Regions from separate parts of the Mus musculus genome. Here regions 1 and 3 are each linked to region 2. A link is a loop called in an ENCODE intact Hi-C map of the cell type or tissue named here. Cell type or tissue: left cerebral cortex. All regions are shown on one strand.

Evidence for each region. Peaks named below come from ENCODE experiments on the same cell type or tissue, not always from the same donor. Only the 100,000 strongest peaks of a DNase experiment are listed, where the experiment ranks them.
Region 1: it touches region 2 in a loop (3-fold over the local background); 4 of 42 quality-filtered maps call a loop at or near these places.
Region 3: it touches region 2 in a loop (2.7-fold over the local background); 6 of 42 quality-filtered maps call a loop at or near these places.

What each region holds. Positions count from the first base shown.
Region 1 is chr13:94,879,388-94,881,887 of GRCm38, forward strand. The region is part of intron 2 of Otp (orthopedia homeobox); the gene reads left to right. Among named protein-coding and RNA genes, the nearest start is that of Otp, 5.0 kb to the left of the region's middle. In left cerebral cortex, no CTCF peak of the experiment used is centred here; DNase peaks (open chromatin) are centred at 1,201, 1,374, 1,861 and 2,391.
Region 2 is chr13:94,596,527-94,599,026 of GRCm38, forward strand. No RefSeq gene overlaps it. Among named protein-coding and RNA genes, the nearest start is that of Gm32305, 99 kb to the right of the region's middle. In left cerebral cortex, no CTCF peak of the experiment used is centred here; no DNase peak of the experiment used is centred here.
Region 3 is chr13:94,868,886-94,871,385 of GRCm38, forward strand. No RefSeq gene overlaps it. Among named protein-coding and RNA genes, the nearest start is that of Otp, 5.5 kb to the right of the region's middle. In left cerebral cortex, no CTCF peak of the experiment used is centred here; DNase peaks (open chromatin) are centred at 1,488, 1,697 and 2,011; H3K4me3 peaks cover 151 bases.

The DNA.
Region 1 (2,500 bases), 280 kb after region 2:
TGATAAAAACAATTTAATAGAACAGCAATTTCAATATTTTTTAAAAATAATGTTTCATAGTTTAAAAAGTAATCAGATCAACATAACCTTCTTAATTAACATTTCAAAATGATTAACATTATGTAACGTAATGCGAAAATAATTTATGGGAAATGTATTTACTTCACAATTCACTGTACCATTGCTCCTTGACCAAATTCAAATTAAATAGTAATTGGTTTACATTCTTATATGATGAGTGCTTCATAGTTTTCTTTATAGTTAACAGATTGCCACACATTCTTTCCAGTATGTGGGCCACTGCACTGATTAAAAATGATCTAAACATTTAACTTATTGTGCTTGCATGTTTTTAAAGATACTTTTTAATTTTAGACTGAATTATCCAGTATATTTATTTTTTTGCCTTTATCTGGACTATATCACATTTTGAAGTGTTTACTAAAGCACCTCTTTTCACATGGAGGCCACTTCCTGTATGGTACTGTTCCCCTTTTCTGGCTAGTGTAATAAAACCATTCCTTTTATAGCATGCCATTATTAGAAACCAATTTCAGAATTATTTATAACCTGGAATGGCTTATTAAGCAGCAATGCGAGAATCATGCAAATTACGCGATCAAATGCAATATAATAAGCATAATCATTAGTCTCTAGCACGGATTAATTAACTTTCAATATTTTATTTACATAAAAACCAAATCAGTGAAATAACTTCTGCACAGTCAGGCTTGCCTTTCAATATTTTATATGAACAAAAATAATGTGCTGTAATTCCATTGACCGTGTCCCCTAGAATGGCCCTGTCACCTGCCACATCTTAATAGGGGGGACAAGCTGAGAGTATTTTCGAGTTTTCTAATGGAATGAGAAATTGCATTTTCTTCCTCTCCCAGCACTATTAAAGTGTAATGAATTCGGCCCAGAGTTCACGGCTGGCTGATCGAAATGAACCTGAGATCTAGGCTTTAATACAGCTCCCCAGATTTCCTCCCATATCTACACATTAATCATTTGCTGGATTCCAATGAGGTCTTCATAAAGCATTTGCTTCAAGTGTGTGTGTGTGGGGGGGCATTCTTTCTTTCTCCCCCTCTTTTTCTATTCCTGAGCCATTTATAGCTGGGGAATTAAACGGGCTATATATTTTAAAATACATTTACAGTATGTCTATATTACTGTAACAGCAGATATCATGAAAGTGGATTTTTAGATTCCAACCTCCATTAGATTCTCACTGTTGTATTAAGCATTTTTCTGAGGAGAGCTGCATTTCAAACTGAGTGCAAAGTTGGGTCTTTGGCTGTGGTTAATGGATTTCCTGGAGTTGTCATCAGTGCATTCCAAAACTCTCCCTTAGGTTCTGTCTGCATCTTAACCCGACATGCTCTAGTTTCCAAGTGGAAACATTCACATTTTAAAAAACATATGCATCATAGCTTGGAATTGAGGTGTTCAGATTCCATGCAGATTTTTCCCCCTTGAATCTCAGTAAACCATGAAACATTAAAAATTTTGTAGCCATCATTTGACTACTAACCCTCAAACATAATTGAGCATGATTTTTCGATTATTCCTCTAATATTTTGTCCTTTAACAGTGGTTCTTTCTGGATTCTGCAGTACTGTTTGCTCTTGAAACTCTGCTGAGCAGTGTTTTTTGTTTTTGTTTTTGTTTTTTTCTCTGTTGCTTCTTTCTCCAAGCCTTTGTCCAATTTACCATCTTCAAAACACTGACCATTTAGGATTCACTCGCTCTGGGGAGTGGTAGGAATTGGTCCTGACTCTCCCTTTCAAAATGTTCCTAGGAGGCTGCAAGTTTCAGACACAGCAAGTTTCAGTCAAGGGTGTCCTCTTGCCCAACTTCCCACACTAGTGTCAGCTAGGTGCTGCAAAGGGTCTTTGGGACCTTAGGTCTCTTCACTGTCCACCCAAGGCCAAAGGCTGCTAACAGCTCCATCCAGCTGCAATCATCATCATCGGGCCCTGAAGCCTCATTAGTCCCCGCACCACAGCTCTAGAGCTTGCGCTAAGGAAGCTTACCCAGCATCAATATAGGGTTAAGCAGCAATGTGGGAAATGGTGTACAAACTAGAGAAAGATAAAGTGCTGGAAGAAGCCCTAGGTAAGATAGGAAGGCAAGGCAGACTCAGAGAGGATTGTAGACTGCAAAACTATTCACACTGGTAAGCAAAGTGTATGCTTGCTTGCACCGCTATAAATTCTTGATTTACCAAGAATGAAGGCAGGTATATCCATACCCTCGACACTTCAGCTTGCAAATCATCTACTACATAGATTGGATTACCAGATAAATCACGTGGGGGGGGGATTTGGAGAGTAGGGTGTGTGTGTTGGCCAAATTCTAAGAGGAAACTAGTCAACATCTGATCTGTGCCTGGCACCATTTTATATTTCGTTTCAGTAGTCATCCCGCTAACTAGATTTTGAATGAAAAGTCTGCTAACTAAACTCTCTGAGGAAGCCCCAGCCCCTTAAAG
Region 2 (2,500 bases):
CAGGGGCCTCTTAGCGGAAGAGCGCTTCTCCAAATTGAAATATAGCAGAGTTTACACTCCTGATTAGGGTTTCAAGCGCAGAGCCCAAGGCTATCAGCTAAGCAGAAACAACGCTCGCTGACACCTAATTGTCACTGGATTAATGTGCAAACAGGGACAGCGAACAGCAACAACAAATAACCTAGTGTCAGAGCCGTTAGTGGCAGTGTCCACTCGCAGTGACTTGGGGCCAAATTGGAGTTTATATGTCAAAACAGGCTCGGATCAATGTGTCGGGTTCCTCCTGCACTGGGCGGATTGTGTGGCGGGTGTTGATCTATGTGTGTGTGCGCAGGCATATTATGTGCAGGGGAGTGGAGGGGAGCAGGCAGACGGAGGAGGTGAAATGCCTTTCCATTAATTTTTTTTCTGCTTTATGCTCCCGAATTCACAGCTATTAAGATAAATTTATGTGAATCAGGTCTTTCTCTCCAGGATCTTGTGACTTTCGCCTGTCTCCATATAAAATTTAATAACCCTGTTTGTGAATCAAATCATTCCCACAACAACTGATCCAATCTGGGTTGCCACCTGTCTGGCTTTGGACAGGAGCGACTGAGTTGGGCAGCTGGGTTCCAGCTTTTGGTGGGGGTTGATGGTTGGTGGCTTCCTGGTAGGTTCCGTTGCCCTGGGGTTTCCCAAAGCCCAGCTAGAACTGATTGATGCATGCATGCAATAGGGAAGGCAGATCCCGGTATTTCCAAGGCTTTTCTTATTGTTGTTGTTTTAATGACTGAAGTAGTGTTAGCCTTATTAAAAACAAAACAAACAGACAAACAAAAAAAAACACCGGAACTCATAAGCAAAGATGAGGAAGAGGCAAGCAGTTCTTGAGCTTGCTCATTTTTCGCTGCAATTAGCCACATAGGAAGGAGGAAAGCCACAAATACATGAGTTATGTTCCTAAATGTATTTCTAAAGTTCTTAAGTTTTATTGAGCATGAAAGTTGGTCTTTCTCTGTGTTAAGGACTGAAGAAGCCTATACAACTAGCTAGTAGCTCAATGGTGCAAAGGGGTATGATTTAAACTTGACATTTGCGATTTTTTTTTTTACCGTAAAATATTGCTTTCTTTATTTCAGGACTTTAGTTGAAAACCTCGTAATTCCCTTTAAGCTCCATTTGATTGTCAATTGCACAACTCTCTCTAAAGCTCAGGCTTATGATTTTCACATACACGTGATGGATGCTTTCTGTGCCTCACTATGATGTAGTGGCCACAGCGGCCACTTATCTCTCCTGCATCCCTGGAAGCGCTTTATGGTGAGGCTAGGAAAGTGTTGTGACCTGGCTGTAACCTCAAATCCGCACCCTTTTGCCATATTTAGACTTCTGTGCCACCCCGTTTAATATATTTTCAGAATGTGGTATTCTGTATATTTGGCTAACAGGATAAAATAAATTTCAATGTTGAGAATTCTAATAAGTGGTCTCAGGAAGCCCATGCATCTCCTTAAGTGTGGCTGGTGGGTGGTATCCTTTGTGCGTGCGGCTGGTCCTGAGATGTAAGGGAACCCCCAATGTTGCTAAGAACCTGCTAGAGTCGTGAAGTACATCACAAACATATCAAATTCTAAGCTCGTCCAAGCTGCTGACTAGAGCAACCAGTTTGAGGTAAGGTTCTATGTGAGAATGATGCTTAACTAAAATATTACAAGTGGGTTGTGGATTTTAAGTTTTCTGAAAAGCTAATAAATTGTTATGGCAAGGGTTAGAATTCAGGCCAAAACATTTTTTTAATTCTGTTATAGCTGTGAACTTCTATAACTTGGGGGAATTATAGAAAGTGCTAAACTCTCCCACGGTCCTACTAACAGATGAAGAAACTGAGGCCCAGGAAGGTTATAGTTCTTCTCAAAGAAGACACACACACACACACACACACACACACACACACACACACACACAGAGAGAGAGAGAGGCTGGCCTCGAACTCAGAAATTCGCCTGCCTCTGCCTCCCAAGTGCTGGGATTAAAGGCATGGGCCACCACTGCCCGGCCACACGTACTTCTTATACACATAGCTTTATCAAGTAGATTACGTTGCTTAAAATACACAAGAAATAGACGTGGATTTTTATGGTTCTACCTTGTCAATAATAATTATTCAGTCAGTTATAAGCATTAATAGTTTTTCTGGCACAGACAGACCACTTGTCTAGTATGCACAAGGCCCTGGATTTGATCTACAACACTGAAAAAGCTTGTTGCATAAACCCTATTGATTTATTTATTGGTGCCCGGAATCAAACCCATGACCTTGAACATGCTAAGCAAGCAATCTGCCTCAGAGTTATATCCCAGCCAAAGTCTGACTTTTAAATTATTGCTCTAAGAAATAATAATGTAAGGGGGTGTTATTCCTTAGTTCTATATCTAGAAACTCTGCAACAGAATTAAATGTAAAGTTTCCAGGCTTTGAAGTGTTGGCAGGTTGTTGGCTGCTGGAGGTTGGGCTTCC
Region 3 (2,500 bases), 270 kb after region 2:
GGGCGGGCCGGGCCTGCTGGGGACTTGGGCTATTTTGTGACTGCACCATCCACCCAAGCCTCATTACCACCTCTTAATGAGACCCCTTTACTCCGTGACGTGCAACCGCTCCATCTCATTAAGGAAATCGCTCTTCAATGCTGATTATTTTATTTGCAGCCATAATTATATTTCTTTCGGCTAAATCACGGTTTAATCGAGCCCACATGGAGGGCAGCAGCACTAATTACGGCGGGGGATGCGGCGGCGGCGGCGGGCGCGGGCCAGCCGGGGCGGCGGGGGTGCCGGGCGGCGGGCGCGGCCGCGGGGCGGCGGGCGGGGAGGGGCGCCGGCGGGGGGCGGGGGCCCGGGCTCAAACACAACAACTTATTACTTCTAATTCCCCAACTGTCACCAAATCACCTGCACGAAACAAGAATCTAATTTGTTAAGCTGGCATGTCTGCAGATGGAAGATCGATCTTCACTGTAGATTTCTCTAATTGAGTGAATATAGACGCCCGGAATTAGCTGCACTCGGGCTGCTGGGAGGGGACAAGGGACAGGGAAAGGGGGCCGGCAGGGGAAAGTGTGTGTGTGTGTGTGGGGGGGGGGGGTAGTGGAGAAGAGAGGGAAGGAAAAGAGAAAAAGAGAGGCAGGAGACACGGGTCAAAGAGGAGGGAGAATAGAAAGGATGAAAAGCGTGCAGGACGGAAAAAGAGGAAAGGGAGCGAAGGAAGAGGGGAGAAAAGAAAGCAAGAATGGAGGGAAAGTGGAAGAAAGAGAAAAATACTACTTGCAGAAGGCTAATTACCTATAGATTCCTGCCCCGCCCCCATCTCACCCAGCCAAGTGTAAAGTGACTGGCAAAGCCAAGACCCTTGTCATTCTGAGCCGGGACCAACTCCTTAGGAAAAGAGAGAGGTTGTGATGGAGAAGCCGGGGCGGGGGAAGTGGGTGGCAAGAATGCTGGCTTCTGGAAGAAATGGCTTACAGAATTACATTTGTTTTTCTTGTGATTTTATTAAAAGTCACTCCTCATCTCCAGAATGCGTGAAAATATCTACTTTCCACTCAGATACACCGCATTAACTTGTTGGAGGCAAATTTGTTTGTTTGTCTATTTTATTTATTTGCTACATAAGATTGATGCAGTCTTATTAGCGCTATATCTAGTTATAGAAAGAGTATAAGGATGAGACTTTTTTCCTTCTTATTCCAATTACTAGCCTTGTCACCTAACTGAATAACGGATACACGATTATTTATCCTAAGTAAATAGAGATGAGAAAAGCAACGAACTTAACACATGCAACAAAACCCGTGTGCCACTTATTATGTTCCGGGTGGCTAATTGGGCCCATTAAAATAACAGGGCAAACAGCAATGCCAGGGAAGCTAGGATAAACAGTACAGCCACAAGGCAGGAACTGATTCGTCATTGTCTGGTGTGGTTGTTTCTGCACTGAGGGCCTCTGAGCGGCAGTGGGCAGAAGGGGAAGACTAGAGAAAGAAGCAAGCTAGGGTCTTGGCGGTTCAGCTCTTGAAGAATCACGCAGGGGGACTGTCTGGAAGATCTGCTTTTAGTTTGCAAAAGCAAACGTGTGCAAACGTATTCAAAGAAAAACTATCTATCTATCCATCCATCAATCCACCATCCATCCATCACTTCCTGTATTGCCTCAAGCTCCCGGGTTATGACATTAGTTTGAGCCAGGTTTCTTGCTTCTGAGCGCCACTGGCAAACGCGGGCCCTGTAGGTGACCAAGCAATGGACCTGCAGTGCACTGCTCACAAAAGCGCATACACAAGTGCACAGGTCATGTATGAAACCCTGCTCTCAGTGTTGGAAGAAGAAAAAAGAATATTGAGAGCTTGGGTCTGTAGTCAAGGTTTTTGTTTTTGTTTTCCTTTAGATTAAGTCGGCTCTGTTTGGAGACAATACAGGCTAAGTGCGTCTTGACCTCAGGTCTCTCAGCTCCGGAGTTACGGAGGTCTTGAGGTTTGAGCTAGGCCCGTGCCTGTTTGACTAAGAATTACAGATGCTTCTCTCTGCCCTGAAGAGGCCCCACCAGAAGAGGAAGGAGTTTTTGCAGTGGACCGGCAGGGGCATTCAACCGAATCCTCCTTGGCTGTGGTCTCTGGCTGGCGACTCCTAGAGTTATCTCAGGCAGAGGAGTGTGGAAGCGCCCTTTGCTCTCTCAGCTCCTGTTCTACCTACCCACTCCGGTGAACGAGCCGCCGCTGGAGCAGTCTGAAATTCCGGGATGGTCATGTGATTGAAGGACCCTTACCAGAACAGGATGGACACTGAGATTTGGGGAAGCACCACTTCGGGCTTTTGAGGTTGATCTGAGAAATCCTGGTCACCATTGTTGCAAATGTTTTGGGTCTGGTTCTCCCTCCCTGCATTCCCCCCCCCCCCCCCGCACCTCCTTTGCGTCCCCTCCCTGCGTTTTAATCTTTTCTTCCATTCTGAAGTGCGCCTGAGCGATGCGATCTGATGTACAGTTGCTTTTGGG